2 separate regions of the Homo sapiens genome follow, and region 2 is linked to region 1. Evidence: read pairs that join two places in POLR2A ChIA-PET (ENCODE). Cell type or tissue: MCF 10A. All regions are shown on one strand. Each heading gives the region's core, and the rest is flanking DNA. Links, peaks and the distances in the headings are about the cores only.

Evidence for each region. ChIA-PET counts read pairs that join two places held together with the same protein. Peaks named below come from ENCODE experiments on the same cell type or tissue, not always from the same donor. Only the 100,000 strongest peaks of a DNase experiment are listed, where the experiment ranks them.
Region 2: POLR2A ChIA-PET joins it to region 1 with 5 read pairs; 2 of 35 experiments call an interaction of 5 or more read pairs at or near these places.

What each region holds. Positions count from the first base shown.
Region 1 is chr1:65,165,072-65,177,338 of GRCh38, forward strand. The region is part of intron 1 of AK4 (adenylate kinase 4); the gene reads left to right. Among named protein-coding and RNA genes, the nearest start is that of AK4, 23 kb to the left of the region's middle. In MCF 10A, for the core only: no CTCF peak of the experiment used is centred there; a DNase peak (open chromatin) is centred at 5,540.
Region 2 is chr1:65,021,925-65,034,191 of GRCh38, forward strand. It overlaps a transcript of JAK1 not described here and the pseudogene RNU6-1176P. Among named protein-coding and RNA genes, the nearest start is that of LINC01359, 26 kb to the left of the region's middle. RefSeq lists an enhancer at 4,071-4,888. In MCF 10A, for the core only: no CTCF peak of the experiment used is centred there; a DNase peak (open chromatin) is centred at 6,017.

The sequences.
Region 1 (12,267 bases), core at 4,000-6,499:
ATAAAAATATACTCAATTATTTTATAAAGCAAATTATATTGAGTGCTATAAAAATAGGAATGAAAACACTTTTTTAAGAACAGTAGAGAGAAGAGTTACTTGTATGAACTTTTATTAAGTTCATTTAAAAAATCTCTAGTGTCTAACATACCTTGCTTAATAGTTGTTTGTTATACCTCTGGACAAAAGAGTTAGAGGGCTTTGGGAAAGATGGCATTAGAACCGAGCCTTGAAGGATGAGTAGCAGGTGGAAACATGTGAAAGCAGGGTATTTTTGATGTAGGTATCATGTCTATGAGTAGACAATTAAAATTAAGGGAACTTTGTGAGGTGAGATGACACACACCACACCTTTTGTCCCAGCTACTTGGGAGGCTGAGGCAGGAGGATCACTTGAGCTCAGGAGTTCAAGGCTGTAGTGCATGATGATCCTGCCTGTGAATAGCCACTGCGTTCCAGTCTAGGCAACACAGGGAGATCCCATGTCTGGAAAAAAAAAAAAAAAGGAACCTTCATTGAAATCTAGAGTTGGAGGAATTATATGTAGAGTTGGAGCTTACATGTAATTCCAGATTGAGTTCCTCAAACTCCTTTTGGTGGCTGTTACTCGTAGCAGAGTATGATGTGGATTGTAGTGGGGGAAAACTGGAGCACAGCCAAGATGGTGCCACAACAGTTTAGATGCGGTCTAGGGTAACAGTAATGGATAAAAGGGGAAGTGAGAGGAGTGGGGGTAGTGATGGCAGTGTCTGATAGGACTGTAGGAGAATGGTGGGCGGGGCAGAGCCAAGTGCTGCCCTTTGAAGGGGTGAACTTGAATGACTGTGCCAGGAAAGTAGTCCCATTTAACACAAGGAGGGCAGTCCAGGCATGAAGAGGATAATGAGCTTAACATACCTGTGAGAAGTTTCAGGTGGAGGTATCTGGTGGCCTTCGGCACAGCAAGTGGTAGGCACAGGGAGTTGGCTATATGCTGTAGAGAAAATATAGGTGGGCTTTAGAGGCAGGCATAACTCTGCCTCCACCTTTTACTGGCTTTGTAAACTTTGGGGGAAGTTAATTAAACTTGATTCCTGAGGGTCAGATGGGGTCGTCTGTGTAAAATGCCTGGCAAGTAGGAGGCTTTTCTCTATTGTTTGTTCCCTTCTTTTCTGGAGTCCTAATGCTTTGATTTCATTTATAATCTTCCTTAGTGAATGTGGTGCTTTGAATGGAAGCACAATCCAGTGGGATTTAAGCTGTGTGTGTGTGTGTGTGTGTGTGTGTGTGTGTGTGTGTGTTTACCACCCAGCAGAGGCTACACTTGCTCACTGTTTGTAAACCCCCTATTAGTTGTGCTGTCCTTCTATTTTCCCTTGGACTTCTCTTGTGTTCAGTCTTGTCCAAACAAAAATATTTGCATTAAAGTTATGTGTGTTCCTCATTTGGAAGACTCCTTGAATCCATAATTGCTTTTTAAATTTTTTTTGAAATAGTCTTGCTTTATCTCCCAGGCTGGAGGAGTACAGTGGTGTGATCAAGGCTCACCGCAGCTTCAACCTCCCAGACTCTAGCAATCCTCCCACCTCCGTTTCCCATGTAGCCAGGACTACAGGTGCTCAACACCACACCACCAATTTTAAAGTTCTTTTGAAGACGGGGGTCTCACTATGTTGCCCAGGCTGGTCTTGAACTCCTGGACTCAAGCAGTTCTCCCACTTTGGCCTCCCACAGTGTTGGGATTACAGATGTGAGCCACTGGGGCTGGCCATACTTGCTTTTTAAGAATTGTGTCATCTTGGCCAGTGCAGTGGCTCACTCCTGTAATCCCAGCACTTTGGAAGGCCAAGGCGGGCGGATCACTTGAGGTCAGGAGTTTGAGACCAGCCTGGCCAACATGGTGAAACCCTGTCTCTACTAAAAATACAAAGATTAGCTAGGTGTGGTGGCTTGTGCCTGTAGTCTCAGCTACTCAGAGGGCTGAGGCAGGAAAATCACTTGAACCTGAAAGGCGGAAGTTGTAGTGAGCCAAGATCACACCACTGCACCTCCAGCCTGGGTGACAGAGAAAGACTCTCTCAAAAAACAAAAATAGAAACAAATTATGTCATTGTTAAGAGGGGCAGTTTTCTAAGTTTTCCTGTAGGTCTAATCGGATGGATTTTTTTTCAGGATCTTTTAATATGCTGGGCTGCTGATATATCTGATTCAACTTCTGGTCTGCTTTGTTTTTTGAACTCAGCTGCTTCTATATTTTTTCTTCTGCATAACTGGTAGAACAGCCAATGTAGTCTACAAGAGAGCTATAAAATATTGATTGCATATATGAGTACAGTTTCCCAGTTTTCTTAAATGGTAACTATAAATACTGTCTCAGGACATAATTTAGTTTTTCCAAAAGGGAGATAGATTTTTTTTTTTTTACACTTGTATTACTTTAGTGGCTTAGTTTAAAAAAAAAAAAAGATCAAGGATCTAGCTTGGAGCACAAAAAAAATGCAAGATCTCCTTTCCGTGGAGCTCAGTTCTGTTTTGGTTTTCTAGGGTTCTTAGAGACTAAACACTATGCATAACAATGAATGTGTTAATTTTAATGATTTGTTCCATTTCTTAATGTCTTAGAATTGGAAGGGATTTTTAGTCATTCTATCCAAGTGGCCATTCTGTGCTGGATCCATTCTATAGCAGCTGACAGCTAACTCGCCTTCTCTGGAAACAGGCTCTTTCATTGCTGGACAGGTCTAATTGTTGGAAGATTTTTTTTCCCCTTATACTGAGATGAAAGCCAGCCCCTTGAAACTGTCATCCATAAACTGTCATCCATTTGTCCAACTTCAGTCTTTTGTTGTCACATAAATTAAATCCGCTAGCTCTTCAGATAATTGAAAATAGTTGCTAGGCAGCACTTCTCTGACTTAAGTTGTCTTTTTTTCCCCAAGAAAAATAGCCCCAGTTCTCTCTACCATTCTTCCCATATCATTTCTAATTCTTTTTCAGCCTTTCACCATGACCCTTTTAAACTGCAATGACCACCACTAACAACTGGTTAAGTGTGGTAGAACCACTGTAGCTTTAGTAGGTTACTCTGCATATTCTTTTTTTTTTTTTTTTTTTGAGACAGAGTTTTGCTCTTGTTGCCCAGGCTGGAGTGCAATGGTGCGACCTCAGCTTATTGCAACTCCGCCTCCCGGGTTCAAGCTATTCTCCTGCCTCAGCCTCCCAAGTAGCTGGGCTTGCAAGCATGTGTCACCATGCCCAGCTAATTTTGTATTTTTAGTAGAGACGAGGTTTCACCATGTTGGTAAGTCTGGTCTTGAACTCCTGACCTCAGGTGATTTACCCGCCTTGGCCTCCCAAAGTGCTGGGATTACAGGTGTGAGCCACTGTGCCTGGCCCTGCATATTCTTTTTGTTTGTTTTTGTAAAGATGAGGGTCTCTGTTATGTTATCTAGGTGGGTCTTGAACTCCTGGCCTCAGGTGATCCTCCCCCGTCAGGCTCCCAAAGTACTGGGATTATAGGCATGAGCCACCACATCTGGCCTGCTCTCCATATTCTATTCTCTTTCTAAATAAACACATTATTTGGAAAGTATTTCTGAACATTGTCCTGCAGGGCACACTGTAGCTCAGCCTCATAAAAGCCTACCTACCATATTTGAGGGTGCATACCAGGGCCGTTTCAGAACGTACCAGCTACTCCAGGTTACTCAAATCTGTAGTCCTGTCCTTTGAGTTGGGCCAGAGATTTTCTCCCTTGGCTTATGCTGAAGAATAAGATGGCTATCTAAAATTAATGGCAGGACAAAAATGCTGGTAGCATGGTGGAAATAACACTTAGCCTAGGCCAGGTGTAGTGGCCCATGGCTGTAATCCCAGCTCTTTGGCAGGCTGAGGTGGGAGGACCACTTGAGGCCAGGACTTCTGAGACCAGCCTGGGCAATGTAGCAAGACCATGTGTCTACAAAAATAAAAACAATTAGCCAGCTGTGGTGGTGTACCCCGGTAGTCCCAGCTACTAGGGCGGATGAGATGGGAGGATTGCTTGAACCTAGGAGTTCAAGGATACAGTGAGCTATGATTGCACCACTGCACTCCAGCCTGGTTGGCAGAATGAGACGCTGTCTCAAAAAAAAAAAAAAAAAGAAAAAGAAAAGAAAAGAAAAAAACACACTTAGCCTAAATATTGCAGGATATCATTCAGCGGTGAACAACTCATGACTGAATTTCCCCAAATTATCTTTATTTAGAGTTTATTTGGATTGTTTCCACATATCTGGATTTTTTAAATTCCAGAACTGTATTGATTTATGCCAAATGACTTAGTGATGCAAAGCTCAGAGAGGTAGTGTGGTTGTATTTAAGAGTGTAGGCTCTGGATTTCGATCCTGATTTGACCACCCTAGCTCTGTGACTTTGGGCAGAGTAGCCAATGTTTTGTGTTTACTCATTTGTAAATGAGAGTAATGATAGAGCTAACACACAGGGTTTTCTAGTATTACACAGATTCATATATATTGACAGCCTGGCCAGGGTGAGGGGAGTGAAGCTGAGGCACTGTCCCCCAGTGAAAAGTTTAAGGGGGCACCAAAAACACTCAGTAATCAAGATAAATAATAGTTTAATGTGATAAAATGAACAACATACCAAAATTTCAAATAAATTCCAGATCTGGCCTGGTCAGGATGAGGGTGAAGTAAGACTAAGTCAGGCATATGTAGGGTCAGGTCCTATTGTTATTTGAACTTTCTGCAGTTTTTTTATCATGGATTTTTTGGGCATGTTTAAAAGTATTGCATTAAAGTATTATTTTTTCTTGGTCATTAGTTGTTCGGTTTTGTGTGTGTGTGTGGCCCCTCACTCACTCCCTCACTCTAGGTGGTGTGAGGCCAGTGTATTGGTATTTGTTATTAGTGATTACTCTAGGGTTAGTTTTGTAGAGGAAATGAATTTTAGTGCCTCATGGAAAGTCCCTCCCACCTCCAGGATATTTTCTGTTAGGTTGCGTCAGAGTCCCAATCCAAATCTCATAACTAAGATCAGTTTTGGCCAGGCGTGGTGGCTCACGCCTGTAATCCCAGCACTTTGGGAGGCGGAGGCGGGCGGATCACGAGGTCAGGAGATTGAGACCACGGTGAAACCCCGTCTACTAAAAATACAAAAAAAGAAAATTACCCAGGTGCGGTGGCGGGCGCCTGTAGTCCCAGCTACTCGGGAGGCTGAGGCAGGAGAATGGCGTGAACCCGGGAGACGGAGCTTGCAGTGAGCCGAGATCGCGCCACTGCACCCCAGTCTGGGTGACAGAGCGAGACTCCGTCTCACACACACACACACACACACAAAAAAAATCAGTTTTAAGGTATTAGAGGATGTCGTTCTTTCTTGTCTTCTGTTAAATGGTGCTTTGAATGTCATGTTTCAAACACTGCTGGAGCTCAGATCCCAGAAAATGAAAAATGTGTGCACTTAGCTTATGCGTAGAGGAGCCTAGCCAAACCAAACAGCACGTTTGAAACTTTGCTTTTCCTTTATGGCTGAGATTGTGAAAGACAGCCACAGATGGTGGCTGAGCTCTAGCTGGAACTGCTGTTAGTCGGCGCGAGATGTTCTAAGTGACGGGAGCCAGGAACTCACTGTGGTGTTTCTAGAAGTTAAATTATGATGATAGGATCTTCCTGTAATACTGGTTCTGTTCCTTGCCTTTAGTTATATCTTGGAAATCTGTCACATGGTTAGTGACTAGTGAAAGGCCAAAAAAATTTGCAGAATCAGCTATTTAAAGCTTTGTTCTTGATAGTTCAAGTGTTACGCAAGGCAAAGCAGCCCTCTGTTAAGGGTTTCAGGCTAGGTGTCTCCTTGTTAGGGTGTCATTCCTGTTGTAATTATTGGTTTGTCTTGTCTTCTTCCTTTTTTTTTTTTTTTTTTTTTGAGACAAGGTCTTGCTTTGCCATCCAGGCTGGAGTGCAGTGGCACGATCATGGCTTACTGCTGCCTCCACCTGTCACTCAAGAGATCTTCCAACCTCAGCCTCCCGAGTAGCTCGGACTACAGGCACATGCCACCATGCTTGGCTAATTTTTTTTTTTTTTTTTTTGTGCAGATAGGGTCTCACTATATTTCCCAGGCTGGTCTGGAAGTTCTGGGCTCGAGCAATCTGCTTGCCTCAACCTCCCAAAGTGCTGGGATTACAGGCATAATTATAGGCCTTTTTTTTTTTTTTGGATATAGACTTATTCTGTGTTTCAGAAATAGTTGCTTTTTTTTTTTTTTTTTTTTTGAGACAGAGTCTCCCTCTGTTGCCTAGCCTGCAGTGAGTGCAGTGGCACAATCTCCGCACTGCAACCTCCACCTCCCTGGTCAAGCGATTCTCCTGCCTCAGCCTCCCTAGTAGCTGGGACTACAGGCGCCCGCCATCATGCCCGGCTAATTTTGTTTTTTCAGTAGAGACGGGGTTTCACTAAATTGGCCGGGCTGGTCTCAAACCCCTGACCTCCTGATCTGCCCACCTCGGCCTCCCAAAGTGATGGGATTACAGGTGTGAGCCACTGTGCCCAGCCAATAGTTGCTCTTAAAAGGTCAGGTAAAACGAATGTTGTTGATCGTTTGCCTAAAATATATAGGGTTGAATAGACTGATAATCACCATAGCAGCTATCATTGGATTTTATTAGGTTTAAATTTATCTGAAGATTGTCATGTCTTTAAGTCGCAAAGAAGTGGAATCTAATTATATACTTAGGGCTAGGCATGGTGGCTCATGCCTATAATCCCAGCACTTTGGGAGGCTGAAGTGGGTGGATCACTTGAGGTCAGGAGTTTTAGACCAGCCTGGCCAGTATGGTGAAACCCTAGCTCTAGTAAAAATAAAAAATTAGCATGGTGGCACATGCCTATAATCCCCGCTACTCGGGAGGCTGAGGCTTGAGAATTGCTTGAACCCAGGCGCAGAGGTTAAAGTAAGCCAAGATTGTGTCACTGCACTCCAACCTGAGCAACAGAGAGAGACTCCATCTCAAGTATATATATATATATATATATATATATATATATATATATATTTAAACTCATTACACTTCCCAAATATATATATATTTGGAATGAGTTTAAAACGTAAGCTTTACGTTTTTTAAAACGTAACTTTTGTTTGTTGACTGATGCCAGACGTTGCTGCCTTGGTGAAGTAGCTCTACTGCACCAAGTTAAAAAAGTTAATCGTCTTTAAAGACTGTAGGTATCTTCTGGTTTAGTGTTAAATAAAAAGAAAAAAGGGAGGGGAGATTCTTGTCTCGAATATGTCACCTTCTTTGTACCAGTTTTTAGAGAGCAGCTGTGGCAGCTGCTGAATTATATATGCCTGCTTTGTTTTCCTCCTTTTATTTGGCGGTGGAGAAAGTGTGACAATTTTAAAGTGACTCTAAAATTAGTATATCTGGTGGAGCATTCAATTTCATGAATGTGCTGTTTGGAATAGCAGTATGGAATCAAATAAGATGCAGAGACTTGGGTATAGAATAAGCTTACGAATGGAAATCAGGGGCCTGATGCACTACAGGCGGTTTGATTTATGACGGAAACATCCTCAGATATCCAGGAACTCATATATTGGAATAGAGACAACTGTGGGAATAGATTGTCCTACCCAGAAAGCAAAATCTGGCAGAGTTTGAGGTTTCTTATTGGGTAATTTTATCAGCTCGTTCTTAGATTAATTAGTAGAATAAGACTTCCAGAGTTGCAAGATGAAATGCGATGCTTTCTTCTCTTCTTCTTCGCTATTTCTACTTCTGGGCCATCTTGGCCAGCAAGAGATTTTTTTTTTTTTTTTTTTTTTTTTGATACGAACTCTCGCTCTGTTGCCCAGGCTGGAGTGCAATGACATGATCTGTGCTCACTGCAACCTCCACTTTCCGAGTTCAAGCGATTCTCCTGTCTCAACCTCTCAGGTAGCTGGGATTGCAGGCATGTGCCACCAAGCCTGGCTAATTTTCTGCATTTTTAGTGGAGACAGGGTTTCACCACGTTGGCTAGGCTGGTCTTGAATGCCTGACCTCAAGTGATCCACCTGACTTGGCCTCCCAAAGTGCTGGGATTGCAGGCGTGAGTCACTGCGCCCGGCCTAGCAAGAGATTTTTGAACCACAAGTCTTGGTCGTCAGTATTGAATCATTATGGTGTGTGGCATGGTAGTGGCTGCACCATGTTGGAGTAAATGTGTTCTCATGGTGGGGGATATTAGTGACCCTGGGTAACAGTCCATGGCACTTGGCTTGCACCACAGAGTTAACATACAGCAGATCAGCTGTCCCTGTCCTCCAGCTTTATATACCGAATTAGAAAGACTTGGGCCCTCATCCTTTACTCAGTGGCTTCCCGGCACTCCACACCACATCTCTAATACTGGGTATTTTCTCTGGTCACCTCTTCCTCAGATTGCATACTTCCCTGTAATTTTTCACTTCTGCGTTTCAGTCTTTCCTTGGAAAGGCTGCCCTTTCTGTATGACTTCATCCCATGTTGGACCCGACCCTCCTTCTTTCCTTCTCCCAAAGCACTACTCATACCTGTAATCCCAGCACTGTGGGAGGCCAAGGTGGGCAGATCGCTTGTGCTCAGGAGTTCGAGCCTGGGCGGCATGGTGGAACCTCATCTCTACAAAATACAAAAATAATTAGCCAGGCGTGGTAGCGCACGCCTGTAGCCACAGCTGCTTAGGAGACTGAGGTGGCAGGATCCCCTAAACCCGGGAAGCTGAGGATGCAGTGAGGCATAATTGTGCCACTGTACTCCAGTCTGGGTGACAAAGGGAGACCCTGTCTCAAAAAAAAAAAAATAGACTACTTAGCTGAGGTGGTTGTATTAAGGTTTGGGGTGATGGGGATTAGAGTCTGGCACAAGGAAGTTGACATGGCATGTTAGACACCGGTGTCCTAAAAACCTATCAGCCATTCCCCACACACCCCTTCAGCCACTGCCTGCCCCTCCCCTGGCTTAGGTTCAGCTCACTGATTTCTTGCTCTTTTCCCTTCTGGAGAGTCTGCTCTTTTTCTGTTCCTCAGCTTTCAATCCTCCAATACCAGAAGGATTTGGCTTTCTAATCCAGAATAGTTTCCCTCTTCACCCTCAACCCCCCAAATAAACCCTAGCCTTACCTTTATTGATCCAAAAACTCATTAGTTTTTCCTGAATGAAGGGCCCAGAGCAAAGCATAGGCAGATGTTTTGACACTCTAGTTGTTTTTTTTTTAACCTGATTAAATTTTTAGATGAAGTTTATTTTCCCCCAAGTCTCTCTAAGAATACAAGGAACTCGTTTTCTTAATTCAGAGACTGAGTTTTCTTAATTTTCTTTCTTAAATTCAGAGACCGAATTTCCCTTTGGCAAAGACAGATCCTCGAGTGTCAGGACTTATTATTATTTTTTTCTTGGCTACAATTTGCCTTCTTTTTTCTTTTAACATACCTCATTTACTCACTTAATTTAAAAAATACTGTTGGGATCCTTTGCTCCCTGAGCCTTTGTTTAAGTCACTGAGCTCAACAAGACCTGCCCTTGAGGTGTTCTCAGTTCACAAGGGGAAAGGGGAAAGGGACAGATGGTTGAACAAAGAATTACGGTGTGAGAGAAATTGCTTGAGGAAGTGAGCAAAGGCTTTGGACACAGGGTCTAGGGAGCTACTTGCTGTAGGGCATGTGTTAAGAGTTCAGGCTTTGGAACCACATTGACTGGGAAGCCAGCCAGGCAAGTTACTCAAACACTTTCTATTTCTTCAACCACAAACCAAGAATAATAATGGTACTACTTCATACGGTTGTTGTAAGAATTAATTGAGATAATACGTACAAGGGAGTATAGAAAGACTTGACCCAATATTTGCTTATTTATTTTTTCTTTTTAAAATTTTTATGGATATCTATTTTTAATGTGCTCCATGGTAGGAATTAGCTTAATCCTGCAATTAAGTGAAACACATTTTAAGAATGTATAATATTTTCTCTTTTTGTGTGCCACTTTTTATTTTAAACAACCAAAATAGTGGTCATGACCTTCATTTGACAACCCCTGGTCCAGTACTTCCTAAGTGTTTCATTACTGTTGCCACTGGTATCGTTGTTCTTGCTGGCTGTTGAAGGATGATTGTGTGTTGGCCCGCTCAGTGGACTGCTTGTCCTTGCTGATTGCTGAGGAGGTCCTGTCAGAAGAGTGTCCGCATCAGCTCTCCCTGTTCCCGTTTCCCTTCCGGAGGTTGCTGAGCAGCACACATTTTTGGAGCCCTTGCTGTAGTTCTCCAACAGGGCATTGCCAGAGTTACTACAGAGAGAGAGAGGGAAGACTCTCATGGGCAGCAGTAGCAATCCATCCTGTGTGAGCAGATGGCACTGGAGAATAGCAGCCTTGCTTCTGCTGAGCTGCAGCCAAGATCCTGTTCAGAGAGGCAGCCAACAAGGTGCATGGCACAGCCGGATAGATTCACACTCTGGGCCTTGTGCAATGGCAAGGAATTACTATTTGTGTTGCTTTAAAAGTGACATTCCTCCTTATCCTCTGAATGCGTCTAGTACTTGGGCTGTGCTCAGGTTACAGGGAGGCTGTTCTATGGTTTTTACAGAGTAAGAAAATCCAGAGGGCCCCTGAGATTTCCAATGTAATCCTACTCTGTAGGGCTGAAAGTGCCTGCTATGGTGGATACCAAGGCAGATTTCCAGAACATGAGCTTGAGGAGACGGTTAAACATTCTGGGTTTAAAACTCTTCTGTGATTTTGGCAAATCTTTCAGATTACTTGCCGTTTTCCTATTTGCTCCCTTGCCCAACTTCTGTTGCATTCATCCCAATCTGCTTTTCTCCTCCGCTGCTTATATAAAGCCGCGTGTGGTATTACACCAGATGTTCATGGTGTGTTTATGAATGCATGTGTTCCTATCCCGGGCCAAGAAAATACACTTGACATAGGACGTCCAAAATTTTTTGGCTTATGAAGCTCCAGTATCTTTTACTTTCACTACTTATTTAATTTTAAAAGAAGGTTACTGTACTGTTTTATTCTTTGAATAAATATGAAGGGTGAAATAATAATTGATCTGCTGGCGGAATGAGAAAGCCTAAGGAGGAAGAATTGTCTGGATATCCTTTGTGCTTAGAGATTGGATCACCTTCTTTTTCAGTAATGCCAGCCCCTCCCCTACCCAAAGTCATGGCTGTTGTCCATGCATCTTTTTATCTTGGCTATTATAGAAGCATACCCACTGCCAACACATTTCTGGACCCTGGGTACAAAATTAGACTAAGTGAATATAAATATCCAGTCTGGCTAGAGAGAAAAGAGTGAAGAGGCCTCATGAAGCATTGGCCCTTATTCTCAGGAAGCGTTCTAGGGAAAGTATGGTAGAAAGAACACTAAATGATGATTCAGGCCTGAGTTCCCATCCCGACTCCACCTCTCACGTTTAGAACGGGCATAATGATCAGTTGATTTCGCTGCCCGTGAATGCCGGGAGACTCTCCTTAGTCTGTAAAGTCCCCTCCTCACCACAGAGATGGAACCTCTGTGGTTTAAGGAAAGCTGGTGTGGGGAGGCTAGTCCTCTACCCTTCACACAAGCCTCCAAATGCAGGGAGTTGAAGTGCCACCACAGAGATAGCAGAGGTCGAACGGTCTACCTCTCTCTTGCAGATGAGGAAACTTGAGGCCACGATAAGTGAAATACATTGCTGTGTTGAGAGTCCTGTGGGCAGTGAGCTGAAAGCAGAACAAAGAGCTGGGACTCCTGATTCCCAGCCTGGCAGTAGTAGTTCCTGGTGTCATATTTGCCATTGCCTCAGTATGAAGCCATTCCAGTATTTCAGTGTTTTTAAAAAGGTATTGTCCCTTGATAAAATGCAGATGTCAGGAAATAAATCACATTACAAATTCTTTCATTTTTAATCTCACAATTAGTGATTAAGAGATGCATATTTGTACTTTCGAGCTCAAATCTAGGTTAAATAATTTTTCATTTTACTATTAATCTGCTTTTGACTTAGGTGATAATCGATTGTGCAGATCACAGATTTGAGTAATGTTGGCTACAACTTCCTTTGGTTGAAGACCAACAATAATTGCCGCTATCATGAGCTAAATATTGCAGACTAAATGACAAAGGAAAGGTATTGAAGACGGGTGTATTCCATATGAGGTCTCTTTTTCCCTCAGAGACCAGTGACTAATATGCCACGAGCATATTAGTCTAATATCCAAAGGAACAAAAATGAGTAGGATTATAGTCTTTACAGTTTCAAAGTTTTAAAAATTATATTA
Region 2 (12,267 bases), core at 5,000-7,499, 140 kb before region 1:
CCACATACTGGAGGAGTACAGCTGTGTCTTATCACTGTAACAGGTGGACATGGGAAACAGCAATAACACAACGTTAGACTGTGATAAAGGTGACTCAAGGGAGGGAGGAATACACAGTAGCAGATGTCCTCTAAATATTAAGGCACAGTAGAGAATAAGACATTTGTCATCCTGCCATCTCATTGTGCCAAGCTACAAGAGTAATGTTTTTGCCCTGTGTTTTTCCAAAGCAGGGCCTTTTCCAAAACAATTCAGGGTGATGACTACTTGAGTGCATTTTAATGTGTTTGCTAATGAATTTTCTTGATATTGGAAAATAACATTTTTCTTGTGTAATGTCCCCTCTCCTTTCTCTCAAAGGAGCCCACATTGCCATTTTTTTATTTTTTTATTTTTTCTTGGTCACAGAGAAGTCCATGCTAGTGAAGCAATTAAGGGCTCTTTCTAACCCATAAATCACCAACAAAATGGATATTCCAGTGCACCCATAGGGATTGGAGGGCTCATGTGAGGGAAGTTTGTAAATGACTCTGCATTTTAGGATTTCCATAGCCTTTCTGAGGCCCATTAAACTGATCAGTAGGTAGTAAGTGATGAGGCATAAGGCTGGGAGGTGGGGTGATGTAAAGAAAAAATTAAGAAATGAGACTGAGTCAGCCAAAGTGAAAATTTAGTTTGTAAGAGTTGGTGCCTCTTCAGACTTCTAAGCAACTTGAAGAAGGTAATCACCATTTTATTACTTTTATTATCTTCTTTATTTTTAGACTTTAACATAGTCAATAGTGGGTTGCAGTACCTTGCTAAGAGGGAGGAGAACCAACTTCATACATTAGTGTCATGCTAAAATATTCATTGGGAAAAATTAATATAGCATTTTATTTAGGGCTTTCAATGTGTATATCAAAGGAGAAACTAATCAGGGGAAATTCAGTCTATTCTTAAGTTGGTGGGGAATGATATTTTTTGATAGGGAGTTTTTCACACCTGTTAGATCATATAAATTCAGTGGATGCTTTTTTTCTCATGAAAAGTGAGGAAGCAGTAAACATTTAAAACATAGAATTTTTTTTCCTGTCATCCTTACACAGGGGCCATGCTAATCTTCTCTGTATCATTCCAACTATTAATTATTTTTAAGTGAAGTATTTAATACGCTGATGTTAAGGTTCGGTTCAATGACTTTTTTTTAAATTTTAGAGGTAGGGTCTCGTTCTGTCACCCAAGCTGAAGTACAGTGGAGTGATCATGGCTCACTGCAACCTCAATCCCCTAGGCTTAAGTGATTCTCCCACCTCAGCCTCCCAAGTATCTGGAGACACAGGCATACGTAGCCATACTGGGCTAATTTTTATTTTTTATTTTTGTCAAGCTATGTTGCCCAGGCTGGTCTTGAATTCCTGGCCTCAAGCAATCCTCCCACCTCAGCCTCCTGAGGCACTGGTATTACAAGCCTGAGCCAACATGCTTGGCCAACAGATTTCGATAATTGTACACATTAATGTAACTACCATCTAAAGTTCCAGAAAGTTGTCTCATCCTCTTGTCCCTTTCTAGTCAAACCCCCTTTCCTTCTCACTGAGGGAACCACTTTCTTTTTTTTTGAGGCTGGACTGCAGTGGCACAATCTCGGCTCACTGCAAGCTCCACCTCCTGGGTTCATGCCATTCTCCTGCCTCAGCCTCCCGAGGAGCTGGGACTACAGGTGCCCACCACCACACCAGGCTAATTGTTTGTATTTTTAGTAGAGATGGGGTTTCACCATGTTAGCCAGGATGGCCTCGATCTCCTGACTTCATGATCCACACACCTCGGCCTCCCAAAGTGCTGGGATTACAGGTGTGAGCTACTGCACCCTGCTGAGGGAACCACTTTCTAATCCTATCACCATAGATTAGTTTGCCTGCTCTGGGATTGCATGTAAATGGAGTCATACCGTATTTATTATTTTGCATCTGGTGTCTTTCACTCACCATGGTTCTAGATTCATCCTTTTTTTTTTTTTTTTTTGCATGTACCAGTGGCTCGTTCCTTTTATTGCTGAGTAGTATTCCTTTGTATGAATATATCACAATGTGTTTATCCAATCTCCTATTGCTGGACATTTGAGTTGTTTTCCATTTTTGGCTGTTATGAATACAAGTACTATGAGCATTCTTGTACAAAACTTTTTGCGGCCATATATTTCCATGTTTTGGGGGTATATACCTAGGAGTAGAATAGCTGGTAACTCTATGTTTAATCATTTGAGGACCTGCCAGACTGTTTTCCAAAGTGGCTGTACCACCTACATTCCTACCAGCAAGGTACAAGGGTTCTAATTTCTCCATATCCTTGCCAACACTTGTTGTTCATATTTTTTATTACAGCCATCCTAGGGGGTGTAAAGTTATATCTCATTGTGGTTTTGATTTGCATTTTCTTAATGATTAATGACGTTGAACATCTTTTCAAGAGTTTATTGGCTACTTGTACACCTTCTTTGGGGAAATGTCTATTCATAACATTTGCTCATTTTAAATTGGGTCATTTGTCTTTTTGTTGTTGAGTCCTAATTGATTCTTAACTTGGGTGAAATTGAATTGAGAGAGTCTGTTGTAACAGGTAAGCCTCTTGCAGTTGAAAGTAACAGAAAACCCAACCTACATTATTAGCTTAAGCATTAATGGAACTTGTTGTATCACAGAACTGAAAGTTCTTGGAGGTAGTTGTGGCTTCAAGAATGGCCTGGTCCAAAGCAAAAAAAAAAAAAAAAAAAAGAAAGAAAAAAAAAGGCTAGGGGTGGTGGCTCACACCTGTAACCCCAGCAGTTTGGGAGGCTAAGGTGGGCAGATCACATGAGGTCAGGAGTTTGAGACCAGCCTGGCCAACATGGTGAGACCCCATTTCTACTAAAAATACAAAAATTAGCCAGTCGTGGTGGCAGGCACCTGTAATCTCAACTACTCAGGAGGCTGAGGCACGAGAATCATTTGAACCCGGGAGGTAGAGGATGCAGTGAGCCGAGATCGTGCCATTGCACTCTAGCCTGGACAACAAGAGCGAAACTCTGTCTCAAAAAAAAAAGTGACACCAGAACCTGATTTCTTCCTTCTCCCCTCTTAGCTCTGTTTTCACTGTCTGAGCCCCATTCTTGGATAGGCCTCACCAATTAGAACAGCAAGATGGCTATAGCAGCTCCAGCCACACGTTCTTCCAGGTTCAGGCCCACAGGAGAAGAGTGCTTGCTCACAGAAGCACTGGCAAAAAGACTTACGGGTCCTGACTGATTACAGACCAATCCAAACTGCAGTGGCCAAGAGGAATAGGTACACTGATTTAGGGGGATTCACAGATCCCATTCCCGAAGCAATGGTTAGAGCCCACCCGAAACATGGATTCCAAGTCGGGGAAGAGAGAGAGTTATCCAGAGAGAAATTAGAATACATTTACCAAAATAGGAGGAAAAGGGATGTCGGGGATGTCAAAAACTAGCAAATGTCCACTACAGTGCTTCCCAACCACGGCCTCACTAAAAATCAACATGATTTTTATCTAAGCAACTAAGCAAAGAGGTGAGGCCACAGGGTAAAATACTATTATTGACACAGGAATATGGATAAAGGCAAGAGAATAGTTAGCCAGCAGTAAAATCATTAAAAAGTCACTAAATTTAGCATCTGAAGACCTGGCTCGAATCCTAGGTTTGCTACTTGCTAGCACTATGACCTTGGAAAAAATCACTTAACTTTACAAATCAATTTTTTTCTTTCTTTCTTTTTTCTTTCCTTTTTTGAGACAGGGTCTTACTCTGTCACCCAGGCTAGAGTGCACTGGCATGATCACAGCTCACTGTAGCCTCGACCTCCTAGGCTCAAGAAATGCTTCCAGCTCAGCCTCCCGAGTAGCTGTGACTATAGGTGCATACCACCATGCCTGGCTAATTTTTTATATTTTTTGTAGAGATGGGGTTTTGCCATGTTGCCCAGGCTACTCTTGTACTCCTGGACTCAAGCGATCCTCCTGCCTTGACCTCCCATAATGCTGGGATTACAGGCATGAGCCACCACACCCAGCCAAACCACATTTTTCTAAGCCATAAAACAGGGATTACCTCAAATTATCATTCCAGCATCATAGGTTGGTTCTAGAAATATAAACCTGTAAAAGTGCCTGGCACATAGAGGATATTCACTCTGAAATCCTGGGTCATAACTTTGTCTACATGCCTTCCATGTGATCCCACCCCAACGCTACTACCTATCCAGCCAGTGTTTGCTTTCCAGATGGGACTGCAGAGATTTCCACAGAAAATCTTTTGAACCATTACCTTATTGAGCCCCAAACTGTAATTTCAGCTATGTGATTAGAGCATTGTTCTATCAACACCGAGAATGGTTTCTGGCTGGAATGTCAGTGGAGCATGGTGAGCCAGACACAGGCAGTCCTTTGAACACAGCCTGGGGTATAAGACAGAGATGATCATCACAGTTGGAGATCTAGAAAATGTCCCTGGAGACCTCAGAATCCCACGGTTTGGCTTCCAGCAGTGAAAATGAGTGCCAGCTTCCCCTCTCAAAGCACGCTGCCCCCCTGGATTCTAGTTTGTTAGCTAATCCCTTCCTCCTCTAGAACAGGAAAGAAGGAAGGAAGGGTTTGGAACTGTTCCATTGGTAGCCCCAGAATTTCTACATAAGAAAAGCTTAGGGGCAGCCATCTGGCTGCTATGAGCTTCTAGAGGAGTTGCTTTTGAAATTGTTTGCATTTTAAATAAGAAGGTTTGGCCAGGTGCAGTGGCTCACACCTGTAATCCCAGCACTTTGGGAGGCAGAGGGCGGGCAGATCACCTGAGGCCAGGAGTTTGAGACCAACCTGGCCAACATGGTGAAACCTCATCTCTACTAAAAAATACAAAAATTAGCCAGGCATGGCGGAGTGCACCTCTGGAGCCAGAGGCAGGAGAATTGCTTGAACCTAGGAGGTAGAGGCTGCAGTGAGCTGAGATTGCGCCACTGCACTCTAGCCTGGGCAACAGAGTTAGGCAGTCTCAAAAAAATAAAAACCATTTTTTTTAAATAAGCAGGTTTCATTCAGATTGTATACTATTTGAGATGGCCTGGGTAGAGCTGGTTATCTGGAAACTTTTGGGGTTTTTTGTTTTTTTTAGATGGAGTATCACTCTGTTGCCCAGGCTGGAGTGCAGTGGTGCGATCTCGACTCACTGCAACCTCTGCCTCCTGGGTTCAAGCTATTCTCCTGGCTCAGTCTCTTGAGTAACTGGGACTACAGGTGCACACCACCACACCTGGCTAATTTACCACACCTGGCTAATTTTTTTTTTCTTTTAGTAGAGATGGGGTTTCACCATGTTGGCCAGGCTGACCTCAAGTGATCCGCCCATCTCAGCCTCCCAAAGTGCTGGGATTACAGGTGTGAGCCACTGCACCCAGCCAATTATCTCGAAACTTTGATCATCCTTGACATCACTGCCGACTGCCCTCCTCCAATTCCCTTGGTCTATCTCTGACTGATGCCGGCAGAAGAAGCAGAGCAAAATCTCCTTACATGTATTTTTGTTCCGCTTCCTGTCAATTTGGGTCCTCTAGGAAGCAGACAGGCACCAGGATGGGTTTATAAGTGAAAGCACTGGGTTGTAATAACTGTGAAAGGCAAAAGGAAGAGGGAGCTGGAGAGGGCAGGGAAAGCCTTAAAACCATGTTGCAGGTCTGAGGCTTGTAAAAGGAGAAGGGTAAGGAAGGATGATTGTGTGGGTGAATAGAGTCTCAGACTGTGGTGCAGCTCTGGAAATGTCCTGGTCAGCCTAATAGGGAGCTCTGGCACAAGGATTGCCCTCAAAAAAGTCCCACGTTGCATGGCAGTGGTCATGCCCTAGTACCCCTGCCATGCTCAGTCATTGGTAGAGGGCTGCCTGGGAGAAAGTGCTGCACCCTGGATGCTGGGGTGGATCCAGACTAGAAGCTGTCAGCGTTCTGCATTCCTTGCAGCAGGTTCTTTCTGGAAGGGAAGTCTGCGTGGCACGCTGCCACAGCTGGCACAACCCCAACAGCTGTCCAGCCATTCTGCTCTTACCTATAATCAAGCTCACAGAAGGGAAGTAGAGTGTTTTTGTGCTCCACAGAACTGCCTGAGCTCTTTTTATGATTCCTTTGGGTGAACCCTCAGTAAGTCAATCTATGCCTTAGGTTTCTTGTCTGAAATATTTCCTTTGCCTGGAACGCTTTTCCCTCAGCTACACTAATAACTCAATGCCTCATCTCCTTGAGGTCTCTGCTCATGTGTTGTCTCATCAGTGAGTCCTTCCCTGACTAATTAAAATAGCAATCCCCTCACAATTCTTATTCTCCTTCCCAGTGTTATTTTTCTCCATAGCACTTACCCTATCTAATTTTAAAAGTTTATTTATATATTTATCATCTGTCTCCTTTGATTAGAATATAATGGATGTCAAGTCAGGAGATTTTGTCTGCTGTTCTATCCCTAGCACCCAGAATAGTGACTAGCATATAGCAAATGCCATTAACTATGTGGCAAATGGAAGGAAGAAAGGAAGAAAGGAAGGAAGGGAGGGAGGGAGGGAGGGAGGGAGGGAGGGACTGGTATAACCACACAAATCATGTAAAAGTTGATAGATACCACTAATCCTTTCTCTTTCTGATGCAAACTTCTTATCTAAGAAGATCATCTAACCCCTTGAAGAGAGCAATTAAGTCATTGAAACTTATAAAAATGTGTCACTAAAAATTGGAACTTTAAGTCAAAGACAGAAAACTTATTTACTAATTGTATTCTTTTTATCAGATACCATGTTACATGTTTTTACATACGTTATCTGATTTAATCCTCCCAATAGCACTGAGATAAGGGTTATCATCCCTATTTTGTGGGCAAGGAGGGTGAGGCCCAAATAACATGGCCAATGTCACACACAACTGGAAGTATGGAATTTAAATTCAGATTTATCTGATAGCAACAAATAAGAAACAGACTTCAGTGCCAAATAAGAGGAAAGGAGCAAAATTAGCTCACCATTTGATAGTAAAAATATGAACAAAGTAAAAGAATCATTACAAAGGACAAAGGAAGGAATTACTTTTACTATGCAGGGGTCAAGGCTCAATATCAGTTACCCAATCCAATGAGGATACCATCTTCTTACAATAGTGGGTATTTATTTTTCCTTTTTTTTTTCTCCTGAGACAGGGTCTCACTCTGTCACCCAGGCTAGAGGGCAGTGGCATGATCATAGCTCACTGCAGCCTCAAACTCCAGGGCTCAGGTGATACTCCCATCTCAGCCTCTCAAGTAGCTGGGACTACGGACATGCACCACTGTGCCCAGCTAATTTTTTTTGTATTTTTTGTAGAGATGGGGTTTCACTATGTTGCCCAGGCTGGTCTTAAACTACTGAACTCAAGTGACCTGCCTGCCTCAGCCTCCCAAAGTGCTGGGATTACAGGCGTGAGCCAACACACCCAGCCTATTTTTCCTTTTAAAAGTCTGTTATGCAGAAATACCATTTGACCCAGCAATCCCATTACTGGGTATATACCCAAAGGAATACAAATCGTTCTATCATAAAGATATATTCACATGTATGTTCACTGCAGCACTACTCGCCATAGCAAATACTTGGAATCAACCTAAATGCCCATCATTGGTATTTGAAAATAAAATATGGTACATACACCATGGAGTACTATGCAGCCATAAAAAAGAATGAGATCATGTCCTTTGCAGGAACATGGATGGAGCTGGAGGCTATTATCCTTAACAAACTAATGAAGGAACAGAAAACTAGATACCACATGTTCTCACTTACAAGTGTGAGCTAAATGATGAGAACGCATGGACACATAGAGGGGAACAAGAGACACTGGGGCCTATTGGAGGGTAGAGAAAGAGGATCAGGAAGAATAACGAATGGGTACTGGGCTTAAGAGTGTGTAATGAAATAATCTGTACAACAAACCCCACAACACAAGTTTACCTACATAAGAAACTTGCACATGTACTTCTGAACTTAAAAGTTAAAAAGTTAAAAAAAAAAAAGTCTGTTATGGACTGTGTGTTCCCCCACACCAAAATCCGTGTTTTGAAGCCCTAATCCCCCATGTGATGGTATTAGGAGGTGAGGCTTTGGGGAAGTAATTAGGTTTAGCGAGATTATGAGGATGGAGCCCTTGGTGGGATTAGTGCCCTTATTAAAAGAGGAAGGGATACCAGCACTCTCTCTGCAATGTGTGAGGGCACAGCAAGAAGGTGGCCATCTGCAAACCAGGAAGAGAGCTCTCACAAGGAACTGAACCAGCTGGCATCTTGATCTTGGATTTCCCAGCCTCCAGAACTGTGAGAAATAAATTTCTGTTGTTTAAGCCACCTAGTCTACAATATTTTGTTATGGCAGCCCAAATAAACTGAGACAAAGTCTCAGAAACTCATAGACGTGTTGTATCAGAAACCATCCCTTAGAAGAGAAAGTTTCTCATTCTTGCAGTAAAAAGCCAATTAATAAATGGGAGGATAGAATTTGAAAATCATCAGTGAATGCTAAAACTAGTGGGTGAGTGTTTGATGAGGAACAGAATATTAACATAGTCCCCAAAACCTCCTGACAATTTTTTTTTTTTTTGAGACAGAGTCTCACCCTGTCACCCAGGCTGGAGTGCAGTGGTGCGATCTCTGCTCACTGCAACCTCCACCTCCCGGGTTCAAGTGATTCTCCTGCCTCAGCCTCCCAACTAGCTGGGATTACAGGTGCACACACCAGGCCCAGCTAATTTTTGTATTTTTAGTAGAGATGGGGTTTCACCATGTTGGCCAGGTTGGTCTTGAACTCCTGACCTCAGGTGATCCACCCACCTCTGCCTCCCAAAGTGCTGGGATTACAGGTGTGAGCCACCGCACCTGGCCTCAGTGACCAATTGTTTTTTAATTGCAAAAGAAAAAACGGTGGCCAGTGCAGTGGCTCATGCATGTGGTCCCAGGACTTTGGGGGGCAGAGGTGGGTGGAATGCTTAAGCCTAGGAGTTTAAGACCCCCCTAGACAACACGGCAACACCCCATCTCTACAAAAAATACAACAGCTAGCTGGGTGTGGGGGCGCACACCTGTAGTCCCAGCTACTCAGTAGGCTGAGGTGGGAGGATCAGTTGAGCCAGGGAGGGTGAGACTGAAGTGAGCCGAAATCAAGTCACTACACTCCAGCCTAGGCAACAGAGTGAGAGACCCTATCTCAAAAAAAAAAAAAAAAAAAAAGGAAAAATAGTCACTTTACAGTGGGGAAATATGGTGGATACCGCCTTAACCAGAGATCAAAGTACGTGATGTTCTAAGATAAAGCAGCATCATGTACTTTCTCATATAAAGTGCTGAGAAGGACAAAACACTACTTCTGTGGTATTTCTGCTCAAAATATACAACCTGAATGTGATCATTAGGCAAGTCAGAATACTTGTAGGAGTTATTTTGTAGAACATTCTACAAAATAACTGCCCTGTACTTTTTAAAAAATTTCAAGTAAGAGAAAGTCAATGAAAAGCTGAGGAACTCTTCCAGATTAAAGAAGATTACAGAGATGAGACAACCAAATGCACTGCATGGTCTAAGACTGGATTTGACCTGGGAAAGTCAAACAACTACAAAAAGACATTATTAGGGCAATTAATGGAATTTGTCCATGGACCCTGGATTAGATAACAGTATTGTATCAAAGTTAAATTTCTTGTTTTAATCATTTTGCTATGGTTATATAAGAGAATGTCCTTTTTTTCAGCAAATAATCTGAAGTGTTTAGGGGTCTCCTAACATCTCATGGCTCCAATTTACTCTAAAATTTTTTCAGAAAAAAATCATACACACATGCCAGAGACAGAGAGAGAATGATAAAGGAAATGAGCTAAAACAATTGATGATTCTGGGTTAAGGGCACACAGAATTTGAGACTGTATCAAAATTAAAAATTAAAGAAATGTGCTTTGTATCTCAAAGACCCTCTCTTGATGTTAACCTAGGGGCTGGAAAAACACAGATTTTTCTTTTTCTTTTTTTTTTTTTTTTTCTTGTGAGATGGGGTCTTGCTTTGCTGCCCAGACTTGAGTGCAGTGGCGCGATCTCAGCTCACTGCAACCTCTGCCTCCTGGGTTCAAGCAATTCTCCTGCCTCAGTTTCCCAAGTCGCTGGGACTACAGGCACGCACCACCACGCCCAGCTAATTTTTGTATTTTTAGTAGAGACGGGGTTTTGCCATATTGGCCAGGCTGGTCTCAAACTCTTGACCTCAGGTGATCCACCCACCTCAGCCTCCCAAAGTGCTGGGATTACAGGCGTGAGCCACCACGCCCAGCCTAGATTTTTCTTTGAAGCTTTGAATTATTTTGCAAATCAAGATAAGAAACTCAGGAGAGTTCCAGAATGCACAGTGCTAATTTCTATTGGAAATGTAATTACTCTTTTGTTCTAAGTGCTCATCAGATACTGTCTGAGTACTGGTCATTCTGTCTGAAGTGGTTGTTTACAGCGAGCCCTTTTGCAAAATGGAACATTTTCTAATGCCAATTTCGTAAATGGAAACACAATATATGCAAAACAACAACAACAACAACAAAAAAAACAGGCTAAAGGAAATACAATGAATCCACTCAAAATAATTTCAAATGACCTGGCTTTATTTTCTTAACCTTGATGTTACTGTTATAATCCTTCCATACGTGAATCCTGAGGGACAGCAGGATTGTTTAGGGAGAAATCAGTGGGTATCTATTTTCTTATAAAGTACTTATAAATTAGAAACTACATATGGCCATCTTCTCAGTGTCTTCATGCATCCGTTTTTTAAATTACCTTTGCTACTGTCTATTTCTCTATGTTAGACTGCCCACCAGTGTTATGGGGCACCTATTAGGTGCTATGAAAATGTAAAAGACTGAGACATGGGTCTCTGTGGCAGAGACCACTACTTAATAGCCATTCTTTCTTGGAAACAAAAAACCTTTATTGTTGGGTATGTCAGTGTACCTGGCTATAAAATATTTTCCAGCCTTCCTTGCAAATTTGGTGGCCAATGAGCTATTAGCGAGACTTCCAGAAAAAGTCTTTAAAATTTGGCTGGGAAACCTACCCTTTACCCTTAATCCTTTCCTCCTTCTTGCCTGGAACAGAAATATGAAGGCTGGACTTCCAGAAGCCATCTGGTTAACACAAGGAAAAGGCCCCCACCCTGGGGATGGCAGAGGAAATAGCAAAAAGAGGCTATGTTCCTGTTTTTGGATTTTAGAGACAGACTCTTGTGCTGTCACTCTTGCGCTCTCACTGCAGCCTCTAACTCCTGGGGTCAAGCGATCATCCCAGCTCAGCCTCCTGGGAGCTAGAATGACAGGTGTGTGCCCAACATAATAATAAAATAATAAATTTTTTTTAAACAATAAAATTTTAAAATTTTTTTATTTTTGTAGAAATGGAGTCTCGGTATGTTGCCCAGGATGGTTTCAAACTCCCAACCTCAAGCAATCCTCCCACCTTGGCCTCTCAAGGGGCTGGAATTACAGGTATAAGCCACCACACCTGGCCTCAACTCCTGTATCTCCAGAACTAGTGACTGAATACAACTCTTAAATTATATAGTATCTGATTTCATGAACAAATTCAGCAGAGACTAATGCACACAAAATAATTAGAAAACATTGCCCATTTGGGTGAACTGGCTCATGCCTGTAATCCCAGTGCTTTGGGAGGCCGAGGCAGGAGGACTGCTTGAGGCCAGGAGTTTGAGATCAGCCCAGGTAACATTGTGAGACTCCCGTAGTACCAAAAAAAAAAAAAAAAAAGGAAACACTTCCGTATAGTATGTAGTGTAAGAGAAAGTATAGGTAGACAGAGTAAGAGCTTTAGAATCCATCACTCCTGCAGTTCACTCCTCAGCTTAGCAATTTAGAGTGTGTGATTTTGGGCAAATTATATAACATTTCTAAACTTCTGTTTCCCTTTTCATGAAATGAAGATGATAATAATTACCTTGTGTAATTGTAATAAGGAGTAGACATAATGTGCCTGGCACTCAAAATATGCTTAATAAATGATAATAGTAATTTATAAGCTATACAAACTCACAGAAATAAGAAATTGATGTGGATCAAAAGCCTTAGAGAATAAGTAGGATTTTACTATTCAGGATGGGTAAAGGGGAAAGGTATTCCACATGGATAAAAGGAAAGGTAAGTACAACGTGGGTAGAGACATAAAGATTGGCTGAATATAACGTATTTGATAACTACA